2 separate regions of the Homo sapiens genome follow, and region 1 is linked to region 2. A link is an interaction called in ENCODE POLR2A ChIA-PET data of the cell type or tissue named here. Cell type or tissue: GM12878. All regions are shown on one strand. Each heading gives the region's core, and the rest is flanking DNA. Links, peaks and the distances in the headings are about the cores only. Region 1 has its middle 19 kb from the start of EPOP. Region 2 has its middle 43 kb from the start of MRPL45.

Region 1 (15,916 bases), core at 3,818-11,817, 400 kb after region 2:
CAACAAAACCCTATGTTAATAGAAGACAGAAACAGTCACCTGTAGGGACAGGTTTGGGATGGGGGTGCCTTCTGGAGATGGAAAATGTTCTGTGCTGGGTGGGGTGTCTCACGCCTATGATCCCAGCATTTTGTGAGGCCGAGGCTGGTGGATAACTTGAGCCTAGGAGTTCGAGACAAGCCTGGCCAACATGGCAATACCCCATCTCTACTAAAAATACAAACATTAGGTCAGGTACACTCACGCCTGTAATCCCAACACTTTGGGAGGCTGAGGTGAGAGAATCAACTGAGGTTAGGAGTTCAAGACCAGCCTGGCCAACATCGCAAAACCCCATCTCTACTAAAAATACAAAAAATTAGCTGGGTGTGGTGGTGCACACCTGTAATCCCAGCTACTCAGGAGGCTGAGGCAGGAGAATTGCTTGAACCCAGGAGGCAGAGGTTGCAATGAGCCAAGATCACGCCACTGCACTCCAGCCTGGGTGACAGAGCAAGACCCTGTCTCAAAAAAGAAGAAAAAAAATGTTCTGCATTGTGAATCTGGGAATGGTTATATCATATACCTATGGGAAAATTTATTAAGCTATTACATAAGATTTGTGTCCTTTGCTTATGCATGTTATACCTAAACAAGATAAGAGTCCTTTAAATTCATTTTGGCATGGCCTATCCTCTATTAACATAGCCACTCCAGCATTCCTTTTTTTTTTTTTTTGAGACAGAGTTTCACTCTTGTTGCCCAGGCTGGAGTGCAACGGCCTGATCTCAGCTCACTGCAACCTCCACCTCCCGAGTTCAAGCGATTCTCCTGCCTCTGCCTCCTGAGTAACTGGGATTACAGGCATGTGCCACCATGCCCGGCTAATTTTGTATTTTTAGTAGAGACGGGGTTTCTCCATGTTAGTCAGACTGGTCTCGAACTCCCGACCTCAGGTCATCCACCTGCCTTGGCCTCCCAAAGTGCTGGGATTACAGGCGTGAGCCATCGCGGCCCGGCCTCCAGCATTCTTTTGATTAATGTTAGTATATTCTTGTACTTTCTACCTATTTGTGCCTTTTTTCTTTTTTTTTCTTTCTTTCTTTCTTTTTTTTTTTTTTTGAGCTAGGGTCTCACGCCCATCACCCAAGCTAGAGTTCAGTGGAATGATCTTGGCTCACTGCAACCTCAAATTCCAATACTCAGTTTCCTGAGTAGCTGGCACTATCAGAACATGCCACCACTCCCGGCTGATTTTTTTGTATTTTTAGTAGAGATGGGTTTTCACCATGTTGCCCAGGCTGGTCTTGAACTCCTGGGCTCAAGCAATCTGCCTGCCTCAGCCTCCCAAACTACTGGGATTTCAGGCATGAGACACCGTGCCCGGCCTTGTGTCTTTATTTTTAAAGCGGGTCTCTTGTAGATAGCATATAGATGGGTGTTGCTTTTTCATCTGCCTTTTAATTGGGTTGTTTAGTTTATGTATATCTATTTTAATTGTTGATCTGATTGAGTTTAAATCTACCATCTTGGTTGCACAACTGTATAAATTTATTCAGTATCATTAAACTGTTTATTTAAAATCCACCATCTTGCTGTTTTTTTGTTTGGTTTTGTTTTGTTTTTCGAGACAGAGTCTTGCTGTGTCACCCAGGCTGGAGTGCAGTGGCACGATCTCTGCTCTCTACAAACTCCGCCTTCAGGGTTCAAGTGACTCTCGCGCCTCAGCCTCCCGAGTAGCTGGGATTATAGGCGCCTACCACCATGCCCAGCTAATTTTTGTATTTTTAATAGACACAGGGTTTCACCGTGTTGGCCAGGCTGATTTCAAACTCCTGACCTCAGGTGATCTGCCCACTGTGACCTCCCAGAGTGCTGGGATTACAGGTGTGAGCGACCGTAGCTGGCTGTTTTTTTTTTTTTTTTTTTTTTTTGAGACACAGTTTCACTCTGTCCCCTAGGCTGGAGTACAGTGGCTCGATCTCAGCTCACTGCTACCTCTGCCTCCTGGGTTCAAGTGATCCTCCTTCCTCAGCCTCCTGAGTAGTTGGAATTACAGGCATGCGCCACCATGCCTGGCTAATTTTTGTATTTTTAGTAGAGATGGGGTTTCGCCATATTTGCCAGGCTGGTCTTGAACTCCTAAGCTCAAGTGATCCACCTGCCTCAGCCCCCCCAAGTGCTGGGATTACAGGTGTGAACCACTGTGCCTTGCCTAGATTGATTGATTGATTGATTGATTATTTATTTATTTTGAGACGGAGTCTTGCTGTGTTGCCCAGGCTAGAGTGCAGTGGCGTGGTCTCAGCTCACTGCAACCTCTGCCTCCCGGGTTCAAGTGATTCTCCTGCCTCAGCCTCCTGAGCAGCTGGAATTACAGGTGCCTGCCACCATGCCGGGCTAATTTTTTGTGTTTTTAGTCGAGATGGGGTTTCATCAACATGATGGTCTCAAATTCCTGACCTTGTGATCCGCCCACCTCGGCCCCATGAAGTGCTGGAATTACAGGTGTGAGCCACCATGTGTGGCCTAGATTTATTTTCTAATAACAATTCTTGAGTTTTGTTCTGGGATGAAGCGAAGCTACTTCACAAAAGTTTGGTCCCTTTGAGGCTAATTTTTAAGCTTTGTTAGGCGGGACTAGAACAGACTTTAGTCTAGGGCTAATTTTGCCCCATTACTGAGTCAATACCCTTCTGAGTACTATCTGATGCCCTGTTAGTTATAATGTTTTGTCTCTCTGCTAGCAGGACCATAACCAATTCCCAGCCTTGTGTGAGTCTCGGAATCATTCTCTCTCCTCCGTTGGATGGTCTTGACCTGGCCTCAGGTGGTTTCCTCACACACATGCACTGATTAGTACTCGGCTGAAGACTCAAGTGGGATCCCCTGCAAATTTTCAGGATTCTCTTCCTCTGTCTGGCACTTTTTTTTTTTTTTTTAAGACAGGGTTTCACTCTTGTTGCCCAGGCTGGAGTGCAATGGCACGATCTCGGCTCACCAAAACCTCCACCTCCCAGGTTCAAGCGACTCTCCTGCCTCAGCCTCTCGAGTAGCTGGGATTACAGGCAACTGCCACCATGCCCGGCTAATTTTTTGTAGTTTTAGTAGAGACGGGGTTTCACCACATAGGCCAGGTTGTTCTCGAACTCCTGACCTCAGGTGATCCACCCGCCTCGGCCTCCCAAAGTCTGGGATTGCAGGTGTGAGCCACCGCGCCTAGCCCTCTGTGCAGAACTCTTTTCTAATACCTTACCCAGTGAACTTCTGGGCCTCTCTTGTCTCCCAACTTAACCTCCTCAACTCAGGTAGACCATCAGACTCTGACTGACTTACTCTGCTCTGTACTGTGGCTGGAAACTCACTCCAGGTAATAGGTTTGAAAAATTGTAGGAGCTTTGTTTCTCTTCTGTCAGGGATCACTGGGCTGTGCTGCCTGATGTCCAGTATCTGAACCCCATTGTTCTGAATATTCTGTCTGGTTTTTTTAGTTGTTTCTAGTGGGAAGATAAATCAATTACCTGTTACTCCATCTTACACAGAAGCAGAAGCTCAGCTCATTCATTTTGGAGATTCATGTCCTACAATTCTGTGAATCTTTTTTTTTTTTTTTTTTTTTTTTTTTTAGACAGAGTCATGCTCTGCTGCCCAGGCTGGAGTGCAGTAGTGCGATCTCAGCTCACTGCATCCTTAACTTCCTGACCTCTCAGGCTCAAGCAATCTGCCCACCTCAGCCTCCCAAGCGTGTGGGACTACAGGCACGTGAGCCACCACACCCAACTAATTTTTGTATTTTTTGATAGAGATGGAGTTTCACCAAGTTGCTCAGGTTGGATGTGAAATTTTTAAAAAATTGATTGTCAATTTCCAACTGGGTACTGTAGCTCACTCCTGTAATCCAAGCAATTTGGGAGGCCAAGGTAGAAGGATCACTTGGGGCCAGGAGTTCAAGACCAGCCTGGACAACACATCAAGATCCTGTCACTACAAAAATAAATAATTTAAAACATCAGCTGGATGTGGCGGTGGCATGTGCCTATAGTCCCAACTACTGGGGAGGCTGAGGCAGGAGGATCACTTGAGCCCAGCAGTTCCAGGCTGTGTGGTGACCCATGATCACACCACTATACTCCTGCCTGGGAGAAAGACCCTGTCTTTAAAAAAAAATTTTTTTTAAATTAAAAGTCAGTTTCCTGCTCTCTTCATCTCTGTCTTCTGTTTCAGGATTAGTCAGATATTGGAGCCACCACACTCCAGTCTGGGAGACAGAGTGAGACTCTGTCTCAAAATAATAATAATAATAATAATAATAATAATAATAATAATAATAAGCACATCAGTTACCACTCCTTGAGCGCCTACCAAATTACCAAAAACCTGCCATTTTAATAGATTTTCTTATTGAATCATCACAGGAATTCCATGAAGTAAATATTATTATCCCTCTTTCACAGATGAGGGGACTGAGGGACAAAGAGATTAACTCACTAGCTCAAGATCATACCGTTTGTGGCTGGGTGCGGTGGCTCATGCCTGTAATCCCAGCGCTTTGGGAAGCCAAGGTGGGTGGATCACGAGGTCAGGAGATCGAGACCATCCTGGCTAACACGGTGAGACCCCATCTCTACTAAAAAAAATACAAAAGATTAGCCGGGCGTGGTGGCAGGCGCCTGTAGTCCCAGCTACTCAGGAGGCTGAGGCAGGAGAATGGCGTGAACCCGGAAGGCGGAGCTTGCAGTGAGCCGAGATCGTGCCACTGCACTCCAGCCTGGGTGACAGCGAGACTACGTCTCAAAAAAAAAAAAGATCATACTGTTTGTGGAATGGCAGAAGCTGGGTTGAAACTCAGCCATGTGGGGCACCAAAAACCGTGATCGTGACCACAGAGGGCAGCTGGAATTCAAGGGGCCTGCCTGTTTTTCTGCAACTCACCATCCACGGATTTCCTAAGTTTTTTGTGCCAGGCTCTGGGGAACCTAAGTGAATGTGGGCCCAACAGATGGGTGTTCACCAGAGAGTGAGCCAAGAAAGAGGGGTGGGGACAGACAGAGGTCCCTATAGAAGTAGAAAAAAGCAAGACAAGGCCAGAAGACTGTGTCTTTCTTCTTCTTTTTTTTTTTTTCTTTTTTTTCGACAGAGTCTTGCTCTGTCGCCCAGGCTAGAGTGCAGTGACACAATCTTGGTTCATTGCAACCTCTGCATCCCGGGTTCAAGCAATTCTCATGCCTCAGCCTCCAGAGTAGCTGGGACTACAGGTGCGTGCCACCACGCTGGGCCTTTTTTTTTTTTTTTTTTTTTGAGACGGAGTCTTGTTCTTGTTGCCCAGGCTGGAGTGCAATAGTGCAATCTTGGCTCACTGCAACCTCCGCCTCCTGGGTTTAAGCGACTCTCCTGCTTCAGCCTCCCGAGTAGCTGGGATGACAGGCGCCTGCCACCACCCCTGGCTAATTTTTGTATTTTTAATAGAGATGGAGTTTTGCCATGTTGCCCAGGCTGGACTCAAACACTTGGCCTCAGGTGATCCACCTGCCCCAGCTTCCCAAAATGCTGGGTTTACAGGCATGGGCTACCATGCCCGGCCATGTGTCTTTTGACTTTAAAGGAGCAGCTTGCAAATCATATTCAAAGCAGTATGCATATGAGATGTAAATTGCATCAGAAATGAGCATCTGGTATTTTTGAGTCAATAGCTCAGGCACTTTTGGGAGGGCCCTCCCCAGCTTTCTCCCAGGGTTGCCTGGGGTCAGGATCCCTTGCAAGACCTATTAACTAAACTTGAGATGTAGCATGTGCCTCTGCCAAACCCAGCTCTGGATAGAAAGGGGAGTGCTGCTGACCATGTCAAGGTGGGTTCTTTATTCTCACATTTGTCTGACAAATACTTGTAAAGCACCTGCTGAGCATAAGGTGCTCAGGCAGATGCAGTAGACAAGCAGGAAAGTCATTATTTCTAACTTTTAGGAACATACCCTCTACTCGGGGAAATAAATAAATACAGTAAAGACTCCAGTATTGTCTAGAGTCTAGACCAGGCTTTCTCAACCTCAGTGCTATTGATATTTGGAGCTGGGTAATTCTTTGTTGAAGGGGGTTTTCCGGAGCATCGTAAGATACTTAGCAGCGTCCCTGAGCTCTACCCATTAGATACCATTAGCAACTCCTGAGTTGTGACAACCAAAAATGTTCCCAGACATTGCCAAATGTGGGGAGGGAGGGCAAAATCCCCCCAGTTAAGAACCACTGCTCAAGACCCTAAGGCTATGAGCTTTTCATACAGACCCAGCGGGCTGAGGACTTGCCTTCAAGGATGCACGTTGTTCCATATTTTTGTATTTTAACCACTATGGAAGGTGCTCTTCTCAAATTTATCATGTAATTCTTTTCCTTGAAGCCCAGACCTGCCCCGCAACCACAGCATGCGCTATAATTCCATCCAGATCCCGGAGATTCTTGAGGACCAATCAACGTTGCCCCCAGATGGAATGGCCCCAGCCTGCAGAGCCTGTCAGGTCTGCAGTCTGCTCTTTCTGCTCTTCAGCATCTCTCTACCTCCTCTTTCCCTGTCATCCAATTGGCCCTGTGGGACTGCTCGTTATATTCTTATCGACTCTGGCCCCCATTCCCTTTAATTGGCAGCTTCGAGGAGTTAAGGAACTTAGTTTTGCAGATCAGTGTTTTTCTAACTGTGCCCCGCCAAGCACTGGGAATCCCCAGGGCCCTCTCAGAAGCCCCCGTAGGATGTAGTGGGGTAGGAGGAGGAGGAGGAGCTTCCGGGAGGCTGGAGGAGTGGAGGCGGCAGGTCGCCCTGCCCCAGCCCTCAGTGGCCCCACAGCAGCTTGGCTGTTCTTGGTTTTGTTTCTCTCTGCTTCTGCATGATATCTTTGAACAAAAAGTCCCAAGTGTACAAAAAGTCCCGAAAGGCGTTCGCAAACCACTGACCTAGATGGAGGGAATTGTGAGGAGCAGAGGGCACCCTCTTATAAAATGCCTGTACTTCGGTGCAGGGTTTGGTGGTGTCGGCGGTTTGGAGGCCCTTTAAGCTTCCTAACTCCTTGTCACTGGTGGATGGTGGGGTGCCGGCAGGAGGGCATCCCTTTACATAGGGGCTCATTGCTGTATGGATGTGGGCAGAGAACGAACAGGAGAGGGAGACTGAACTCCTGGCTTCCACATCAGGCACAAACCCCAGGACGTGAAGATCCCTAACTGCCTCCCCTCCGGCCCCCAAATAGCAGAACAGAGAGTAATCGCACTGCAGTGGCAGTGGAAAGAGCTGAAGCTAGACGCCGGGAAGAACTTCCCAACTTGGCACCTGGGGGAGGAGCAGCTGGGAGCAAATGTGGAACTGTCTGAGGTAGGAGGAGGTCCCCTTTGCAGGCTGAGAGATAATCACATACATCCTCCCACTCACACCCCCTTCGTCTGCTCCTGCCCCAACCAGGGCTGACTCCAGAAATTCTGCACAGATAAACCTCCAGGCCCTGAAACTCAGCAAGGGGTGGGGAGAGTGGGACCTGGGGCCATGCCCCCTCTGTTGCTAAGAAGCCCTTTCTGGGTGAGCGTGGTGGCTCACACCTATAATCCCAGCACTTTGGGAGGCCCAGGCAGGTGGATCATTTGAGGTCAGGAGTTCAAAACCAGCCTGAACAACATGGTAAATCCCCATCTCTACAAAAAAAAAAAAACTATATATATATATATATACCCACACACACAAAAATTAGCCAGCGTGGTGGCACGCCTGTAATCCCAGCTACTCGGGAGGCTGAGGCACAAGAATTGCTTGAACCCGGGAGGCAGAGGTTGCATTGAGCCAAGACTGCGCCACTGTACTCCAGCCTTGGTGACAGAGCGAGACTCCATCTCAAAAAAAAAAAAAAAAAAAAGAATCCCTTTCTGTCTGACCCCCACCAGACGGCAGCAGAATTGTGTGGAGAGCTTGTTCCCGAGGGACCTGGGGGATGGAGCAGGCAATCCCTTCTCCCTCTGACCTCCAGGCCCCACTGAGCCCTCTGGACACAAGCACAATCAGGCACTTCATGCCTGGCAAGGGTCAGAATGAAAGGCCTGTGTCTGTCTGCTCCCCGCCTCCCTTTCTCCATCTTCAGATAATTCCATCTGCCCTTGGGCCAGAGCCTCATCTTTCTCCCTCCTTTCCCCCTCCTGCCCGCTGAGTTATTTACAAATATCTGGGAACAGAAGGGATTTCTTCAGTGCTCTGTAGTGCCTGCCACTGACTCAGGTCTCTAACATGCTGGGGGGCAGCGAGGGTAAAGATGCTTGTGGTCCTCTCCTGTCACCCACAGGAACCCAAAGAGCTCAATACACTGGGCGCAGTGGCTCATGCCTGTAATCCTAGTATTTTGGGAGGCTGAGGTGGGAGGATCACCTGAGGTCAGGAGTTCAAGACCAGCCTGGCCGACATAATGAAACCCCATCTCTACAAAAATTAGCCAGGCGTGGTGGTACGTGCCTGTAATCCCAGCTACTTGGGAGGCTGAGGCAGGAGAATCACTTGAACTCAGGAAGTGGAGGCTGCAGTGAGCTGAGATAACACCACTGCACTCCAGTCTGGGCAACAGAGAGAGACTCCATCTCAGAAAAAAAAAAAAAAGGCTCATGCCTGTAATCCCAGCACTTTGGGAGGCCGAGGTGGGCGGATCAAGAGGTCAGGAGATCGAGACCAGCCTGGCCAACATGGTGAAACCCCATCTCTACTAAAAATAAAAAAAAATTAGCTGGGCACGGTGGCAGGTGCCTGTAGTCCCAGCTACTTGGGAGGCTGAGGCAGGAGAATGGCGTGAACCCGGGAGGCGGAGCTTGCAGTGAGCTGAGATCGCTCCAGCCTGGGTGACAGAGCGAGACTCCGTCTCAAAAAAAAAAAAAAAAAAAAAAAAGACCTTGGCCTTGGCTAGACACGGTGTAATCCCAGCACTTTGGGAGGTGAGGCCGAGGCGGGCGGATCACCTGATGTCAGGAGTTTGAGACCACTCTGGCCAAGATGGTGAAACCCCATCTGTACTGAAAATACAAAAATTAGCTGGGCATGGTGGTGAGTGCCTGTAATCCCAGCTACTCAGGAGGCTGAGGCAGAGAATTGCTTGAACCCGGGAAGTGGAGGTTGCAGTGAGCTGAGATGGCGCCACTGCACTCCAGCCGGGGCGACAAAGCAAGACTCTGTCTCAAAAAAAAAAAAAAAGAAAAAGAAGAGCTCAATGGCTCCCCAAGGTCACACCGTGGCAGCCCATTTTCTGTTTCCCACTCTGTTCTCCTACATGGTTTGTCCCGGGTACAGGGTGAACCAGGAAGAGGATGAGTTACCGCCATTTCCCCATGGAGTCAAAGGGCTTCTTCCTCCTGGAAAATCCCCGGACACGGAAGTGACTAAGACCTAGTGGAGCTGCTGAACCTAAAAAGTAAGTTCAAATTCGGGGCCCCTCCTTCTGATAGCCATGTGGCCCAAAGAAGGGAAGCTGTCCGTGCAGCTGGGGGAGCTGATCTCCAACATGTTCTCCCCAAGCCCACCTCCTGCCACCCCACCCCAATGCTGAAGCCCAGACAAGCAGCCAGGAACTGGCGTCACCATCCCCAGTCCCGCAGACGCTCATCCCACCGCCACCACCCGTGAGCAACCATTCCGGGGCCTGACATTCTGTCGGCTTCACACCACCTCCCGGAGCCCCAGCCAGAAGCACTTCCTGGATAAAATATTAAACATGCAAATCTGAGACAGAGCCTTAACGAGCGACAGACTGCACGACCACAGCCTGGCAAACGAGACGCACGACGTCCGGGGGTGGGGGGGTGAGAGGTATATATAGATATAGACTTTGGATCTATCTGTGCAATGTGTGTGTAAGGCAGAGAACAGCAGGGATGGAAAAGTACCGCAGCAGCCTCCAGCTGGGGTGGCCTGAGGTGGCGGCAGGAGGCTGGCCGGGAGGGAGGGTCAAGAGGAGCCCCAGAGCCAGGCTCAGAGTGAGGGATGACAAAAGCCCTTTGTGCTTGGATTCTGTGCAGGGGGTGCCAGACACGCTGGGCAGGGGAATGGGCATTGGTTTTGGAGAAGGAAGTTGGTTAGAGGCAAGGCCTCCGAGTGGAAGAAAAGAAGGGGAGACAGAGGAGAGGCATAGACCTGTGTGGCAGGAGTAGGGGTGTCTAGAGGGAGAACACCTCCACTCACATGGGGCACGGGGCGGGGGGGGGGTGTCTCTTGTCACCACACTGGCCCAGGTGTCATGGAGCTCACGTGGAATTAGGTCAGCAAGGTTCCTGCCTTGATTCAGGTCAGCATGCATTTGATGATGGCGCTTCTTAAACTTGTACATGTGCCAGGATCGTCTAGGATCTTGTTGGTAAATGCAATTCCGATTAGGGAGGCCTGGAGTGGGGCCTAAGAGTCTGCATTACTAGCAAGACTCAGGTGATGCCAGTGCTGCTGGCCTCCCGGCCCCCATAAAGTGGCGAGGGACTACAAGGAGCTAGAGCAACACGGAGCTCCCTTTGGCTCAGGCGAACACAGGACCCACAAGAGTCCAGAGTGGGATCAGAGGCTGAGCCCAAAGGCGTCTGGCCTAAGGGGAGGTCCACGGTGCTGATCAAGATGGTGTCTGTCCACAGTGTCCAGCCTGTCATGGAATTAGAACTATAGGACACCTAACTTGGCCCAAACCAACACAGAACCCAGCCCAGGGTGTCAGGGAGCCTGTAGCAGCCCACACTGAGACAGGGCTCACAGGGCCTGGAGTGACATGGAGCCTGGTGGGGTGGGACTGAATGATAGGGCGCCCATGTTGCTTCAGGAAATCACAGAGCCCACAGGGATTAGACTGAAGTGGTGCCCGTTTTGGTCCAGAGTGACATGGAACCCACAGTGGCCACAGGGGTCTGGACTGACTTGGAACTCAGAAAGGACTAACAGAGGTGATGGCCACATTTGCTCAGGGTGACATAGAGCTCATCAGGACTTGGACCAACTGGACCAACCAGGCACCCAACACAGAGCCCCAGACATGACAGGGGGCTCTCCGTGCAAACTCCAGGTTGCAGAAGACAGGAAGGGAGGGTCCGGAGGAGGCTGGGAGAGGAGAGGAGCAGGTGCCGGGGAGCAAGGCTGCTCTGTGGCTGCTGTGAGCCTGCCTGCCGTGGGCTGAGTGCTACTTGGCTGGGCCCCAGAGAGGAGGTGCTGCTGCTGCAAGGCTCAGATGGAGGAGGAAGTGGGAAGCTGGAGGCAGGGTGGGCGCGAGGCTGGGGTGGGGAGAGCACTTCCTCCCCCAAAGAGGCTTGGCACGGGGGCTGGCCCACTGCCCATGTGGATCCTGGCATTTACACTCCCCGCTCCCATTATACACAGGCGATGCGGTGGGTTATGGGTCTGGGACTTACGGACCTCAGATCAAGGAGCATTCAGCGCTGGGGGAACAGACAAACCGATGTCTCCCTGAATGGAGCACTCAGGGTCCAGAGGAGGAAGGGTTCTCCCTCCTGGCACTGGAGGTCCTTTTGATGCAGCCAGGTCCCTAGGCAGAGTGCCCTGGCCCTATTGTGTCCTTGCCCAGAGGAATGCAGAAAACAATGCAGGCTGCCCCTTCCCACATCCCTGGCAAGATCTAGAAATAGGTGCCCACACCTTCGTCTTAACTAAACCCAGCCCTCCCTCCCGCTTCTGGTCAGATGCCTCTCAGTCCTTGTCCCTACCAAGGGGAGAAGCCCCTCAGAGGCTACCTGCAGCTTCTCTTTATGCCAAGGTTAATGTAGAGGAGGAAGGGATGGAGGGAGGGGCATTACTATGAATTTATTTTTTGAGACAAGGTCTTGCTGTCTCACCCAGACCAAAGTGCATCAGCACAATCATAGCTCACTGCAGCCTTGATCTCTTGGGCTCAAGCAATCCTCCCCGTTCAGCCTCCTGAGTAGCTGAGCTGGGACTACAAGCACAAGCCACCACACCTAGCCAATTTTTAAAAATTTTTTGGGCCAGGCGCGGTGGCTTACGCCTGTAATCCCAGCACTTTGGGAGGCCGAGGCGGGCAGATCACAAGGTCAGGAAATCGAGACCATCCTGGCTAACACGATGAAACCCTGTCTCTACTAAAAATACAAAAAATTAGCCGGGTGTGGTGGCGGGCGCCTGTAGTCCCAGCTGCTGGGGAGGCTGAGGCAGGAGAATGGCGTGAACCCGGGAGGCGGAGCTTGCAGTGAGCCGAGATCCCGCCACTGCACTCCAGCCTGGGTGACAGAGCGAGACTCCATCTCAAAAAAAAAAAAAAATTGTTTACAGAGTCTCCCTATGTTTCCCAGGCTGGTCTCGAACTCCTGGCCTCAAGCAATCCTCCCACCTCTGCCTCCCAAAGTGCTAGAATTACAGGAGTGAGCCACTGCACCTGGCCAATTTGAATGGGGAGCTGGATGACGCTCCCCATCCAGCCTGGTACTGCTGAAGAATCCAACCCTAACTCCACTCCTGCCCACACATCTCCAGGCTGACCTAGTTTCTGTTTCAAGGCAGGGGGGACACATGTTACACACTCCTAGACACAGAGCTGTGCAGAGCCAAGAGATGCACACGCATGCACGTGGGATAGACGAATGCAGGAGATCGCACACTCGAGGCCGGTGCACACACATGCATATCCAGAGACTCCTTCCTGACTCACGAACAAACCCAAGGACCCCCTCCAGCAGACACACAGACAGAGCTCCCTGTTCACAGGGCCACACAGACACACATGGACCTCATAAGCCATAGGCGTGATTCCCCACAGGGGTTCCCTACTCTCTATCCAGCTCCTGCTCCCAGGTCCCCACTCTCTGGGGCACAAAAACAGCAAAGGCAGTCCTGCTGCCACACTACCAGGGCCATGGGATCAAGGATCACCGCAACCCTGGGAATGGATCCCCAGTCTCCCCTCTTCTCTCCATAAGCTCCTGTCTTTTGGAACTGCAGTGCTTATTTCCCCAGGACAAGTCTCTCTGTGGGAGGGACCAAGGGTGGAGGACACTTCACTTCCCTACTTCCCTTCTGGTTTTTTTGTTTGTTTTGAGACTGTCGCCCAGGCTGGATTGCAGTGGAGTGATCTCAGCTCACTGCAACCTCCGCCTCCTGGGTTAAGCGATTCTCCTGCCTCAGCCTTCCGAGTAGCTGGGACTATAGGAGTGCATCACCACGCCTGGCTACTTTTTGTATTTTTAATAGAGGCGGGGTTTTGCCATGTTGGCCAGGCTGTTCTCAAACTCCTGACCTCAGGTGATCCACCCACCTCGGCCTCTCAAAGTGATGGAATTACAGGCTTGAGCCACTGCACCCGGCCTTTTTTTTTTTTTTTTGAGATGGAGTCTCTCTGCCGCCCAGGCTGGAGTGCAGTGGCGCGATCTTGGCTCATTGTAACCTCTGCCTCCCGGATTCAAGTGATTCTCCCTCAGCCTCCCAAGTAGCTGGGATTACAGGTGCCCACCACCACCCCTGGCTAATTTTTGTATTTTTAGTAGAGATGGGGTTTCACTACGTTGGCCAGACTGGTCTTGAACTCCTGACCTCATGATCCACCCGCTTCGGCCTCCCAAAGTGTTTTTTTGTTTGTTTGTTTTTCTTTTTTTTTGAGATAAGTTCTCACTCTGTCACCCAGGCTGCGGTGCAGTGGTGCGATCATAGCTCACTACGGCCTCAAACTCCTGGGCTAAAGTGATCCTCTTGTCTCAGCCTCCTGAGTAGCTGGGACAATAGGCACATGCCACTGTGCCTGGCTAATTTTTTAATATATTTATTTATTTACTTTTATTTTTGGAGACAGGGTTTCGCTCTGTCTCTCTGGGTGGAGTGTGGTGGGGCAATCACAGCTCACTGAAGCCCTGACCTCCCAGGCTCAAGCAATCCTCTCACCTCAGACTCCCAAGCATCTGAGACTACAGGTATGCGTCACCACACCCGGCTAATTGCTTATTTTTTGTAGATAGGGGGACTCACTATATTGCCCAGGCTGGTCTCAAACTCCTGGCCTCAAGCAATCCTCCCTCCTTGGCCTCCCAGAATGCTGGGATTATAGGTGTGAGCCACTACACTCAGCCCCTCTTCTTCTTATTTTTGTTTTTTGTTTTTTGAGACGGAGTCTCGCCCTGTATCTAGGCTAGAGGGCAATGGCACAATCTCAGCTCACTGCAACCTCTGTCTCCTGGGTTCAAGCGATTCTCCTGCCTCAGCCTCCCAAGTAGCTGGGACTACAGGCACCTGCCACCGTGCCCAGCTAATTTTTTTTTATTTTTAGTAGAGATGGGGTTTCACCATGTTGGCCAGGCTGGTCTCAAACTCCTGACCTCAAGTGATCCACTCGCCTCGGCCTCCCAAAGTGCTGGGATTACAGGTGTGAGCCACCGTGCCCAGCCTGTCTCCAGGCTCTTGTGTCAGGTGTGTGTGCATGTGTGTTCATGTGTGCGTGCACGTGCGTGTGTGTGTGCATGTGCATAGGAGCAGGAGTCTGAGCCCGTTTGGGAACACGCTTGTCCATCCCTGTCCACCTGAGCTCTGGAGCCCAGCACCTGCCCTCCACAGAGGCCTTCCTCTCTTCTTTCCGGTGTCCCCAACCCCTCCCTCTCTCCTAACGCACTGTAATCGTGCTGGATCCTGGGTTCGTTCTAGAGCCTTCCTCATCTCTGCCCTTCCTCATCCAAGTTCCTCAAAAGAGATGCATGGGCTGGATCTGCTTCTTTCCCTCCCGTTTCATCCCTACTCCCCAGGAAGATCTCACTAGAGTCACTGGTGCCATCCTGCTTGCCAAGGCCAGTGGACCTTCCTCATCCTGTATCTGATCTTGTTTTTTTTTTTAAGACAGGATCTCACTCTGCCACCCAGGCTGGAGTGCAGTGGTGCAATCACTGCTCACTTCAACCTCCACCTCCCCAGGCTCAAGTGATCCTCCCACCTTGGCCTCTTAAGTAGCTGGGACTATGGCTTGCGCCACCACACCAGCTAATTTTTGTATTTTTAGTAGAGACGGGGTTTCACCATGTTGCCCAGGCTGGTCTCAAACTCCTGACCTCAAGTGCTCCACCCGCCTTGGCCTCCCAAAGTGCTGGGATTACAGGCATGATCCACCATGCCCGGCTCTATCCCATCTTTGTGTGACATTCCACCCTGTTTTCCTCCTTTCTTGATACTCTCCTCCTTTGATTATTGGATGAGTTAGGGTAAGTTGTGTTCGTTAGGCCAATATTTTATTTTATTATGTTTTAATTTTCCATTGTATTAATTTGGCTAATTATTTTTTCATTAGGTTAATTCTCTGTATTATTTGGGCTATGCTAAACTGTTTAGCTTAGTCTAAGTTGTACTGGTTAGGCTAAACTCCTAGAACAAAGAGATCCAAAAAAAGATGATGGCTTGAAGAATGTAAAATTTGCTTCTTTCCTGTGTTGCAGGTGAACACTCCAGGTCAGCCGGGAGCTCTCACAGCCATTCGGGGACCAGGCTCCTTCCATGTGCTGCTGTGCTGCCCCCTAGGGCCCTGCCAGTGACTCAGGACCGAAGCTGAGTGACTGCCATGCCGGGTTCCAGCCAGCAGGAAGGGCAAGGGAGTGTGGGGCGGGCAGGCCCAGGGTCTTAAAGCCCAGGCTGGGAGAGGCACACACCCCTTCCCCTTCGCAGCCCAGTGGTGGGAATTAAATCACATAGTCATACCTGACCGCAAAGGGGCTGGGAAATGTGCCTACCCAGTTGGCACAGGGAGCTCAGATTTGGGTGGACAATGAGCAGTGGTCACCAGAGCCCCCAGAGCCTCCCCCTCTCTCCCTCCTCTCCACCCTCTCTCTCCCCACTCTCTCCCTGGCCATTCCTCCCCAGCCCCCGCCTTTTTTTGTTGTTTTTTTTTTTTGAGACAAAGCCTCCCTCTTTTGCCCACCACAGGCTGGAGTGCAGTGGCATGATCATGGCTCACTGCTTCCTCGA
Region 2 (12,382 bases), core at 3,868-11,867:
AGCAGATAATTAGTAAACTCAAGTTGAGCCAAGTTTTCTAACAAGAAACACTGAAAAGAGCCATTTGCAGAAGGTCAAAAATAATTACCATTAATGTAAAAATGCAAAAGGCACAGAATATTGGTATGTGATGTTTGTGGCTACTAATATGCAATTAAAGTTTTAAACTATACGTAGGAATAAAAAGGAATAATACGCACCTACCTGAAGAAAGAAGTTACTTCTAGAGGCAGGGTGGGACGAGATGGAAACGGGCTTTAGTGGTATCTGTGACATTTTATTCCCCCCCAAAAAAAGCATGCACAGTCTGATGAAAATGGGGCAAAATGTTAACATCTGTTTAATCTCATAGTGTGTGACTTTCTTGTATTTCTAAAATACTTCCTAATTTAAAATAAAATTTTAAAGAGATTACAAGTGACCAAATAAACCAAGAACCACATACTTGTATGGTGTTCAAAACAAAATCACTAAAATCTAGAGAACTAATCTCAGTTAACAACAAAAGCCATCCGAAGGCTCAGTTATTTCCCACTGACTCACATACAGATTAGAGTAAGATTTACTTCACAACAAGAGCAGGCTCATTTATGTGGCAAAGTTCGGAGAAGCTTCACAGATAATTTACTACTCAAGACCACATTTACCCAGGTTGTATCAGAGTATCAGTTGTATCTAGAACCAGGAAGCTAAAAAGAAAGAAAAAAAAAAAGGCCTGGATGAAAAGCCAAAATAGGTGATACAAAGTCCGTACAATAAAACACATACCCTTTACTCAGAAGAGAATCCAACAAACTCTCACACAGCAATTGATTTTTTAGCCCAAACAAGCTTGTTTATCTGGCTACTAAGGCTTCTTCAGATGAAGTTCAGTAAAATACAAGAGGGAAGAAATTGCACAACAGGCAGCAACAAGGCACAATAAGCAGCAAGAAGAATCTGAGAGTAAGGAAAACAAAACAATTTTAAAGAACAGACACAGGCTAGCCGGGTGCGGTGGCTCAGGCCTGTAATCCCAGCACTTTGGGAGGCCGAGGCGGGTGGATCACAAGGTCACGAGTTCGAGACCAGCCTGGCCAATATGGTGAAACCCCTTCTCTACTAAAAATTCAAAAATTAGCCTGGCATGATGGCAGGTGCCTGTAGTCCCAGCTACTTGGATGAGGCAGGAGAATCGCTTAAACCCGGGAGGCGGAGGTTGCAGTGAGCTGAGATCACGCCACTGCACTCCGGCCTTGGCAACAGAGCAAGACTCTGTCTCAAAAAAAAAAAAAAAAAAAAAAGAACAGATATGGACTAGGCGCGGTGGGTCATGCCTGTAATCCCAGCACTTTGGGAGGCAGAGGCGGGCGGATCACCTGAGGTCGGGTGTTTGAGACCAGCCTAGCTAACATGGTGAAACCTGGTCTCTACAGAAATACAAAAATTAGCCAGGTGTGGTGGCATGCACCTGTAATCCCAGCTACTAGGGAGGCTGAGGCAGGAGAATCCCTTGAACTAGGGAAGTGGAGGTTGCAGTGAGCCGAGATCGCACCACTGCACACTCCAGCCTGGCCTAGGCAACAGAGTGAGACTCTGTCTCAAAAAAAAAAAAAAAAAAAAAGAACAGATATGGCTTGGCGCGGTGGCTCACACTTGTAATCCCAGCACTTTGGCAGGCGGAGGCAGGCAGATCACCTGATGTCAGGAGTTCAAGACCAGCCTGGCCAACATGGTGAAACCCTGTCTCTACTAAAAATACAAAATTAGCCAGGCGTGGTGGTGCATGCCTGTAATCCCAGCTACTAGGGAGGCTGAGGCAGGAGAACTGCCTGAACCCGGGAGGCAGAGGTTGCAGTGAGCCGAGATTGTGCCACTGCACTCCAGCCTGGGCAACAGAGCGAAACTCCGTCTCAAAAAGAAAAAAAAAGAAAAAAAAACAGACATGAAACTGATAAATTATAGTACATAGTTTGGGGTCAATAAGAGATGTTCAGAATAAAGTTCAGTATTTAAAAAAAACAATGAAACAAACCTACACTATGAGGAATTGCAAAGCATAAAAAGATAATGTATTTTAGAAATATTTCCATTCAGATTAGTCAACTTTTTTTTTTTTTAAGACAGGGTCTCGCTGTGTCACCCAGGCTGGAGTGCAATGGCGTGATCTCAGCTCACCGCAACCTCCGCTCCTCCGCTTCCTGAGTTCAAGCAATTCTCCTGTCTCAGCTTCCCGAGTAGCTGGGATTACAGGCATGTGCCACCACGCCCGGCTAATTGTTGTATTTTTTTGTAGAGATGGGGTTTCATCATGTTGTCCAGGCTGGTCTCAAACTTCTGACCTCATGATCCACCCACCTCAGCCTCCCAAAGTGCTGGGATTACAGGCGTGAGCCACCACACCCAGCCTAGTAAACTTTTTTAAAAATGTCTAAGGGCCTCAAAGGGTAAACTTCAGTTATCTGGAAAAATCACTGCAGAATTCATTGCCAGATGAATTAGACAAAGCTTAGCATACAAAACTATTATACTTCTTTCCTCATAGATACATTTCAAAAAACAGAAAATCTGAACAAATTCAATTCCTTATCACCAATATTTTGAATTTAATTTTATATATATGAATTTTTTTTAAGAAAATTTCTTCCTTTTTTTTTTTTCCCTGGAGACAGGGTCTTGCTATGTTGCCCACACTGGTATCAAACTCCTGTGCTCAAGCAATTCTCCCACCTCCACCTCCCAAAGTGCTAAGATTACAGGAGTGAGCCACAGTGTCGGCCAAAATGATTACATAGAAGATATGCAGAAAATGGCCAGGCACGGTGGCTCATGCCTGTGATCCCGGCATTTTGAGAGGCCAAGGCGGGTGGATCACCTGAGGTCAGGAGTTTGAGACCAGCCTAGCCAACATGATGAAACCCTCTCTCTACTAAAAATACAAAAAATTAGCTGGGCTTGGTGGTGCGCGCCTGTAATCCCAGCTACTCTGGAGGCTGGGGCAAGAGAAACGCTTGAGCCTGGGAGGCAGAGGTTGCGGTGAGCCGAGATCGCGCCATTGAACTCCAGCCTGGGCAACAAGAGCAAAACTCCGTCTCAAAAAAAAAAAAAAGAAGCCAGGCACGGTGGCTCGGTGGCTCACGCCCATCATCCCAGCACTTTGGGAGGCTGAGGCAGGTGGATCACCGGAGGTCAGGAGTTCGAGACCAGCCTGACCAACATGGAGAAACCCCGTCTCTACTAAAAACAGAAAAAATTAGCTGGGCGTGGTGGCACATGCCTGTAATCCCAGCTATTTGGGAGGCTAAGGCAGGAGAACTGCCTGAACCTGGGGGGGTGGAGGCTGCAGTGAGCTGAGATCATGCCACTGCACTCCAGCCTGGGCAACAAGAGCGAAACTCCATCTCAAAAAAAAAAAAAAAAAAAAAAAGAGAAAATATGCAGAATTTGGGCAAAAAATTTGTAACACAGAATTGACAATAACCATTCAGGTGCCAAATTTTTAATATGCCAAACAAACTTCTATATTGGCAACTCTTCACTTAGTGCCAATTTAGTTATCTCCAACATGAATATTTTGTTAGTAGAGGCCAGGGGTTGGCTAGGATATCCTGATTTCTGGCCTTGAATGATAAACTTAGTTTCTCTGGCACAGGTAAAGTATTTCCATAAGAGAAAGCCCAGCTGGGCACGGTGGCTCACGCCTGTAATCCCAACACTGTGGGAGGCCGAGGAAGATGGAATGAGGTCAGGAGATCAAGACCATCCTGGCTAATATGGTGAAACCCCATCTCCACTAAAAATACAAAAAAATCAGCCAGGCATGGCGGCGCGTGCCTGTAGTCCCAGCTACTCAGGAGGCTGAGGCAGGAGAATTGCTTGAACCCGGGAGGCAGAGGCTGCAGTGAGCCAAGATCGCACCACTGCACTCCAGCCTGGGTGACAGAGCAAGACTCCATCTCAAAAAAAAAAAAAAAAAAAAGAATACCCAATTATTGTACCAACCACTACACACTCATAATCATAAATAGTAGTCACACACATAAACTTATAATTCATTTTAATTAATTATCCACAAACGGAGAGGATCAAAATATGAAATATCTACAAAAGTCCACTGCTCTCAAGTATCCAGTGTAAAGGGAGGGGACAGGGAATGAAATAAATTTTGGGCCTAGAGAAACTTCTGTATAATAACAAATTTTCAAAACCAGCTAGACCACACTAATGTGAAAGACAACTAATTTTTTTTTTTTTTTTTTTTTTTTTGAGACAGAGTCTTGCTGTGTCGCCCAGGCTGGAGTGCAGTGGCGCAATCTCAGCTCACTGCAAGCTCCGCCTCCCAGATTCACGCCATTCTCCTGCCTCAGGCTCCTGAGTAGCTGGGACTACAGGCTCCCGCCACCACGCCCAGCTAATTTTTTGTATTTTAGTAGAGATGGGGTTTCACCATGTTAGCCAGGATGGTCTCGATCTCCTGACCTCGTGATCCGCCCGCCTCGGCCTCCCAGAGTGCTGGGATTACAGGTGTGAGCCACCGTGCCCGGCCAAGACAACTAATTTTTAAATCACTGAACATGGACTAATTTCTTCACCTTCTGCAGCAGTCCACACCCCAGGCCAGGTTAAAAATCCACTAAGTTGGCCGGGCATGGTGGCTCATGCCTATAATCCCAGCCCTTTGGGAGGCCAAGGGAAGGGGATCACCTGAGGTCAGGAGTTCGAGACCAGCCTGGCCAACATGGCAAAACCCCATCTCTACTAAAAATACAAAAATTAGTTGGGCGTGATGGCACACACCTGTAGTCCCAGCTACCCAGGAGGCTGAGGCAAGGAGACTCACTTGAACCCGGCAGGGGGACAGGGTGGAGGCTGCAGTGAGTCGAGATCACACCACTTCACTCCAACCTGGGAGAAAGAGCGAAACTCCGTCTCAAAAAAATAAAAATAAAAAATAAAATAAATCCACTAAGTTTCTAATATGTAACCTGTACAAATACTCTGGGCTTATCGTAAAATTTTGTAACTAAAGCAACTAAGCAACTTGCATATTTTGTGTTATGTGATTCCAACTGTTAGGAAACTGATCCAATATCAGTCATAAATATAGGTTTCTACAGATAAGAATTTTGTCCCCCTGCCCGGCCAGCCGCCCCGTCCGGGAGGTGAGGGGCGCCTCTGCCCGGCCACCCCTACTGGGAAGTGAGGAGCCCCTCTGCCCGGCCACCACCCCGTCTGGGAGGTGTGCCCAACAGCTCATTGAGAACGGGCCAGGATGACAATGGCGGCTTTGTGGAATAGAAAGGCGGGAAAGGTGGGGAAAAGATTGAGAAATCGGATGGTTGCTGTGTCTGTGTAGAAAGTAGAAGACATGGGAGACTTTTCATTTTGTTCTGCACTAAGAAAAATTCCTCTGCCTTGGGATCCTGTTGATCTGTGACCTTACCCCCAACCCTGTGCTCTCTGAAACATGTGCTGTGTCCACTCAGGGTTAAATGGATTAAGGGCGGTGCAAGATGTGCTTTGTTAAACAGATGCTTGAAGGCAGCATGCTCGTTAAGAGTCATCACCAATCCCTAATCTCAAGTAATCAGGGACACAAACACTGCGGAAGGCCGCAGGGTCCTCTGCCTAGGAAAACCAGAGACCTTTGTTCACTTGTTTATCTGCTGACCTTCCCTCCACTATTGTCCCATGACCCTGCCAAATCCCCCTCTGTGAGAAACACCCAAGAATTATCAGTAAAAAAATAAATTTAAAAAAAAAAAAAAAAAAAAGAATTTTGTCGCCAGGCACAGTGGCTCACGCCCGTAATCCCAGCTCTTTGGGAGGCCGAGGCGGGCAGATCACGAGGTCAGGAGGTCGAGGCCACAGTAAAACCCCATCTCTACTAAAAATACAAAAAATTAGCTGGGCGCAGTGGCGGGCACCTGTAGTCCCAGCTACCTGGGAGGCTGAGGCAGGAGAATGGCGTGAACCCGGAAGGCAGAGAGCTTGCAGTGAGGCGAGATCGTGCCACTGCACTCCAGCCTGGGCGACAGAGCGAGACTCCATCTCAAAAAAAAAAAAAGAATTTTGTGAATATTTTAAAATTCCCACAAGATACCACCTAATGCCACAATTTAAACGTATTGCTCTAATTCATGGATTTCAAAAACATTAATATATGCTTTTTACTTCTTACCAATGTTAATTTTTTTACCCTTCCAAACATGTCAATTAGTACAATTTAAAAGTCCAATCATCCTTTAATAAAACCTGTTGGAATTCACTATTGCGTCATCTTTGTGTTGCCATCTAGCCTGAAAAGAATTTCTGGAAAAAAAGTGTTTTGAAAAGTTCATGCTACTTACAAAATTTATTTATTTTTTATTTATTTCCTTGCATCAAATTAACAAGTCCCTGCTAATATCTAGTATATTACCATATGCTCACTCAATGGCACAAACCAGTCTTCCACTAAAGTAGAAAAGAGGTAAGGAGAAACATGTCACTGCTTGTTGTTCTATCCCGATACTTAAATCAAACTCACTTCTTTAATAAGTAATTATTTAAAAATCTGTACTTTTTTCTAGACTTTTCCCAAAATATGTCTGCCTCCAAAAATTATGAATCCATTTTGGCAACTAATGGGGTAAAGAAACAAATGTTTTTTTTAATGTTAGTCTTTTCACATAATGCGAACTCATTCATCACTAGGTTCTCTTTCCCAAAGGTTTGCCAAGTCACAAGACACACTACTGTTTACAATCCCTCCCATCTGCCCCTTGCCAATATATATCAAACACTCTAGTCACTTGGCTTAAGCCACAGTTTCCCAAATAACCTTCTCAAATTCTAATTTAGACCCAAGATGCATTCGTTCTGATTCATATTCTTAATGGAAAAATTTTAAATCACCTGATTTTCACTAAGTTCTGCCTTTTGATGCTGCCAAATCCTAGAGCCCTCTTGCTTTCACACCAATGCCCCAAATGTGACAGCTATAGTTATCTATCACAGATAAGTATAAAGTATAGATAACTATACTTTTAAATTCTGTACTTTTAGACATATTTTTAATCTGAGTACCGTACCCTCTTGGTTTTCAAAGACAACTACCAACATTCAATTCATTCGAGCACAAGTCTTCACTTCATTTCATTACTATATACACCATGTTCTTTAAGGTGGGAGCCTACTGATTTCCCCCGACCCCAGACTGCAGTAGGAAAAGAAATGAAACAAAATATATTTACTAACATTCTATTTACAGATAACTATCAAACAGTTCCCATTTTTATTACAGGCTTCCTGTTACATAGTATCATAAATGCCTATTGTGCAGGATGTTTGTCGGGCATCTATACTGATGGTCTCCAAAATCAAACAATACTTCAGATAATGCTGCGGGAGGAGGGAGGGGAGTATGATTCACCAAAAACTGCAGTGAAGAGTAATGGAATATTTTCACCGGTGGTATGTTATAACTAATAGCTTCTTTCTTTCCTTTTTTTTTTTTTTTTTTTTGAGACGGAGTCTCACTCTGTCGCCCAGGCTGGAATGCAGGAATGCAGTGGCGCGATCTCGACTCTGCAACCTCTGCCCCCCGGGTTCAAGTGATTCTCCTGCCTTAGCCTCCCGAGTAGCTGAGATTACAGGGGCCCGCCACCACGCCCCGATAATTTTTGTATTTTTAGTAGAGACGGGGGTTTCACCATGTTGGTCAGGCTGGTCTCGAACTCCTGACCTCAAGTGCGCCCGCCTCAGCCTCCCTAAGTGCTGGGATTACAGGCATGAGCCACTGCGCCCAGCCAGCTTCTTGGGAGAGGAAGGTACTGCTAAGCAACCATCACGGTAGCAATAAATCCACCAGCTTCGAAGGCCGCAAAGCTAGGAAGATAGGTGGAAAAGCGGAGATGGGGTCCTCCCACAGCTTCTCTAGAGGTTAGGAGAGAACAAAGTCACTGCTGCACTGTCACTTGAGGGAAAGGGGGAGGGGGCGGATCATCTTGGAAACCCAGCCCCTGGGCTGGAGCAGGCGGGGAGAAGTCAGAGAGGCTGCCTAGGATTAACATTCTCGTTCTCACCCTCTCCCGCCCTTCTAGAAGCTCCCCTCCTCGCTCCAACGCGGCGGCCAGAGTCCCAAATGACCACTCCCTCCAATCTATCACCCGAGAGGTGTAGAGAGAAACCAAAGAAAGAACTGAGTCAGGTGGTTAGGCAGAGCGGGGACTCCCATGACCTCTCCGTCCTCCCCCAACACCCTCCAGCCTCCCCCGGAACACTATCAAGCCCAGAAGGGTCCGGGGCGGGGGGGAAAGCCCCACACAGGTGTGCTCGCCGGGGAGGGGCGCAATGGCCGGGCCGCCGGCTCCCCAGAGCTCCCGCAGCGCGGCCTCAGCCCGAGCCCCAGCCTCAGCTCCGGCCACGGTCCCTGCCCCGGCCCCAGCCCCAGCCCCAGCCCCAGCCCCAGCCCCAGCCCCAACAGAGAAAGGCAGAGCACGCCGAACCCGGCGCCCTGCGGCCGCCCAGCCCCGACTCGAGGCCCGCCCGCCCTCCCGGCCGGGCCCTGAGTCCAGCCCGCGGGCGCGGCCTAACTGCTCGCCCCGCAGCTTGCCCCGGGGCCCGAGGGTCGCTGTACCTGGGCGGCGGCCTCCAGCTTGCCCTCGAAGGTGAAGTCCAGCAAGTCGGGCTTGAGGCAAAGGCTGCAGTTGATGGGGGAGACATCGGCAGGCAGCCGCTCGAAGGGCCTCTTCTCCGGCATCGCGGCGAGGCCCAGGCTGTGGAGGCGGCGGCGAGAGGAGCGGCTGAAGACGAGAAGGAGGAGGGGAGGAGGCGGAGGGCCGAGGAAGAGCAGGCGGCGAGCGAGGGAGGGGGCGGCAGCTGCCAGCCACATCCACCGAGCGCGGGCGACCGCCGGAGGAGAGCGACCGGGGGAGCCTGGGGGGCGGGGGAGAGACCCAGCCGGAGCGCTAGGGGTTGGGAAGGAGGCGGTGCGGGCGGACTGGCGGGCGAGCTGCCTACGGGGAAGGGGGCGGAGGGGAGGGAAGGGGAGGAGGGCCAGCAAGGAGGGATGGAGAGGGGGAAGTGGTGGCGGCGGCTGCGTGCGCGGCCCCGCCGGCCGGGCGCGCCCCCGTGGAGTGCGCGCGCACGCCGGGGCAGAGGGCGGAGCGGCGAGGACGAGGGCGCGGCCGGCGGGGCGGGAGGGCGTAGGGTTGCCCGCGCGAGCGCAGGGCGGGAGGCGGGCGCTGCACCTGTCGGCGCCGCTCAGGACTGGGGGCGGCCTTCCAACTGGAAGGAGCCGGGAAGGGCTTGATCAGAGGAAGGAAAGGCATAAGGGGCCCTCGGGAAACTGAAGCCTACGCAGTTGGTCAGTTCAGCCAGGGTCGCATGCATAAAATACCAGTTACAAGCAAAACCCCAAACTGGATTCTGCCTCCAGGTCAGCGAAAAGCCCTGACTTGAGCCTCTCTGGCCTCAGTTCCTGTTAGTAGCAAATTCAAAGGATGATTTGAAAGTTTTGTTATAAAACCTTTAATAGCCGGGCGCGGTGTCTCACGCCTGTAATCCCAGCACTTCGGGAGGCCGAGGCGGGCGGATCACGAGGTCAGGAGATCGAGACCATCCTGGCTAACATGGTGAAACCCCGTCGCTACTAAAAGTACAAAAAATTAGCCGGGCGTGGTGGCGGGCGCCTGTAGTCCCAGCTACTCAGGAGGCTGAGGCAGGAGAATGGCGTGAACCCGGGAGGCGGAGCTTGCAGTGAGCCGAAATCGCGCCACTGCACTCCAGTCTGGGCGACAGAGCAAGACTCCGTCTCAAAAAAAAAAAAAAAAAAAAACCTTTAATAATCTAGGTTACTTCAACCAATGAGATCTGGACTTTTGAGGGAGTGATTTCAAAAACTATATTTTTGTTTCCATGATTTAATGTTTAAAATGGGATGTTTCGGGCGGTCGCGGTGGCTCACGCCTGTAATCCCAGCACTTTGGGAGGCCGAGGCGGGCGGATCACAAGGTTAGGAGTTCAACACCAGCCTGGCCAATATGGTGAAACCCCGTCTCTACTAAAAATACAAAAAAAAAAAATAGCCGGGCTTGGTGGCGGGCGCCTGTTGTCCCAGCTATTCGGGAGGCTGAGGTAGGAGAATCGCTTGAACCCGGGAGGTGGAGGTTGCAGTGAGCCGAGATTGCGCCACTGCACTCCAGCCTGGGCGACAGAGTGAGACTCTGTCTCAAAAAAAAAAAAATAAATAAATAATAAAATAAAATGGGATGTTTCACCTTTTCCCCATTTTCATCTTTGTTTCTTTTTAAACTAAAAGATCCTTCAGCAATCATGGCCTCTTTAATGGTGAACTATCTGTGGCTCTCTCAGTTCTGTAGATACCTTGCAAATTGAGGAGGTATATATATAAATGCATATATATATATATATATATATATATATATATATATATAATGTAACTGAAATTATCTTTAAAAAGGGGGGCCAGGGCCAGGTACGGTGGCTCACACCTGTAATCCCAGCACTTTGGGAGGCTGAGGCAGGTGGATCACGAGGTCAGGAGTTCGAGACCAGCCTGGCCAATATGGTGAAACCCTATCTCTACTAAAAATACAAAAATTAGCCTGGCATAGTGTCATGTGCCTGTAGTCCCAGCTACTAGGGAGGCTGAGGCAGGAGAATCGCTTGAACCCGGGAGGCGGAGGTTGCAGCGAGCCAAGATCACGCCACTACACTCCAGCCTGGGCTACAACGAGACTCTGTCTCAAAAAAAAAAAAAACAGTGGGCCCAGGTGTGGTGACGTGTGCCTATGATCCCAGCTACTCGGGAGGCTGAGACGGGAGGATCACTTGAGCCCAGGAGGTGGATGGAGGCTGCAGTGAGCTGTAATGGTGCCACTGCACTCCAGATGACAGAGTGAGGCCCTGTCTCTAAAAAAATAAAAATGAAATAACAATTTAAAAAATGTTATTTAAAGTGTCAAAGGCAAGGAGATTTATCCATAATCTTCATATTTCTTTATAGAAATTTCTCAGATAGAACCCTGTAATTTCCAAAACTGAATGTAGTATGTTGTAATGGACCAGTACTGTCCAGCAGAAACATACTGTGAACCACTAGGTAGTATTAAATCTTACAGTAGCCACATCACAAAAAAGTAAAAAGGAAACAAATGAAAACACATCTTATTTAACCCAACATATCCAAAATATTATCATTTCAACATGTAATCAATATAAAAAATATTAATGAGGCCGGGCACGGTGGCTCACGCCTGTAATCCCAGCACTTTGGGAGGCCAAGGCAGGTGAATAACCTGAGGTCAGGAGTTCAAGACCAGCCTGACCAACATGGTGAAATCCCGTCTCTACTAAAAATACAAAAATTAGCCAGGCATGGTGGCGCATGCCTGTAATCCTAGCCAGCTACTCTGGAGGCTGAGGCAGAAGAATCACTTGAACCCAGAAGGCGGCGGTTGCAGTGAGCTGAGATCACAGCACTGCACTTCAGCCTGGGCAAAAAGAGCGAAACTCCGTCTCAAAAAAAAAAAAAAATTAATGAGATATTTTACTTATTTTCTTCACACCAACTTTGAAATCCAGCGTGTATTTTACATTTATAGCACATCTAAATTCTGACTATCCACATTTCACGTGATCAGTAGTCACGTGTGGTTAGTGGCTCTTGTACTGGGCAGCACAATTTTGGACTCTGGGCCTGGCCTCTTAGCCTCTGAATCCTACATACTTTTCAGAAAGGCAGATTGAAAATCTGCAATCCTTTCAAACTAAGGTGTGAGATGGGGCCTTTTCTTATATATATGTAGTTCTATGACCACTTACTGGTCAGAGAAATAATAATTTAAATAACATATAATAATTTTTTTTTTTGAGCTGGAGTCTCCTCTGTCACCCAGGCTGGAGTGCAGTGGCGTGATCTAAGCTCACTGCAACCTCCACCTCATGGGTTCAAGCAATTCTCCTGCCCCAGCCTCCTCAGTAGCTGGGATTACAGGCGCCCACGACCATGCCCGACTAATTTTTGTATTTTTAGTACAGATGGAGTTTCACCATGTTAGCCAGGCTGGTCTCAAACTCCTGACCTCAGGTGATCTGCCCACCTAGGCCTCCCAAAGGGCTGAGATTACAGACATGAACCATTGTGCCCAGCCCATATAATAATAACTTAATTAACTGTAATTGAATGTTTATCGAGTGCTTACTAAACACTTTTTTTTTTTTTGAGATGGAGTTTCGCTCTTGTTGCCCAGGCTGGATTGCAATGGCATGATATTGGCTCCTGCAACCTCGGCCCCCCGGGTTCAAGCGACTCTCCTGCCCCAGCCTCCTAAGTAGCTGGGATTATAGGTGCCCGCCACCATGCCTGGCTAATTTTTGTATTTTTAGTTTTATTTGT

Evidence for each region. Peaks named below come from ENCODE experiments on the same cell type or tissue, not always from the same donor. Only the 100,000 strongest peaks of a DNase experiment are listed, where the experiment ranks them.
Region 1: POLR2A ChIA-PET joins it to region 2 with 5 read pairs; 1 of 35 experiments calls an interaction of 5 or more read pairs at or near these places.

Annotation. Positions count from the first base shown.
Region 1 is chr17:38,647,809-38,663,724 of GRCh38, forward strand. No RefSeq gene overlaps it. Among named protein-coding and RNA genes, the nearest start is that of EPOP, 19 kb to the right of the region's middle. RefSeq lists enhancers at 9,188-9,482, 10,898-11,397. In GM12878, for the core only: no CTCF peak of the experiment used is centred there; a DNase peak (open chromatin) is centred at 6,823; H3K4me3 peaks cover 1,427 bases; H3K27ac peaks cover 3,127 bases.
Region 2 is chr17:38,248,299-38,260,680 of GRCh38, forward strand. It overlaps the pseudogene NPEPPSP1. Among named protein-coding and RNA genes, the nearest start is that of MRPL45, 43 kb to the right of the region's middle. RefSeq lists an enhancer at 8,739-9,272. In GM12878, for the core only: no CTCF peak of the experiment used is centred there; a DNase peak (open chromatin) is centred at 8,131; H3K4me3 peaks cover 1,072 bases; H3K27ac peaks cover 542 bases.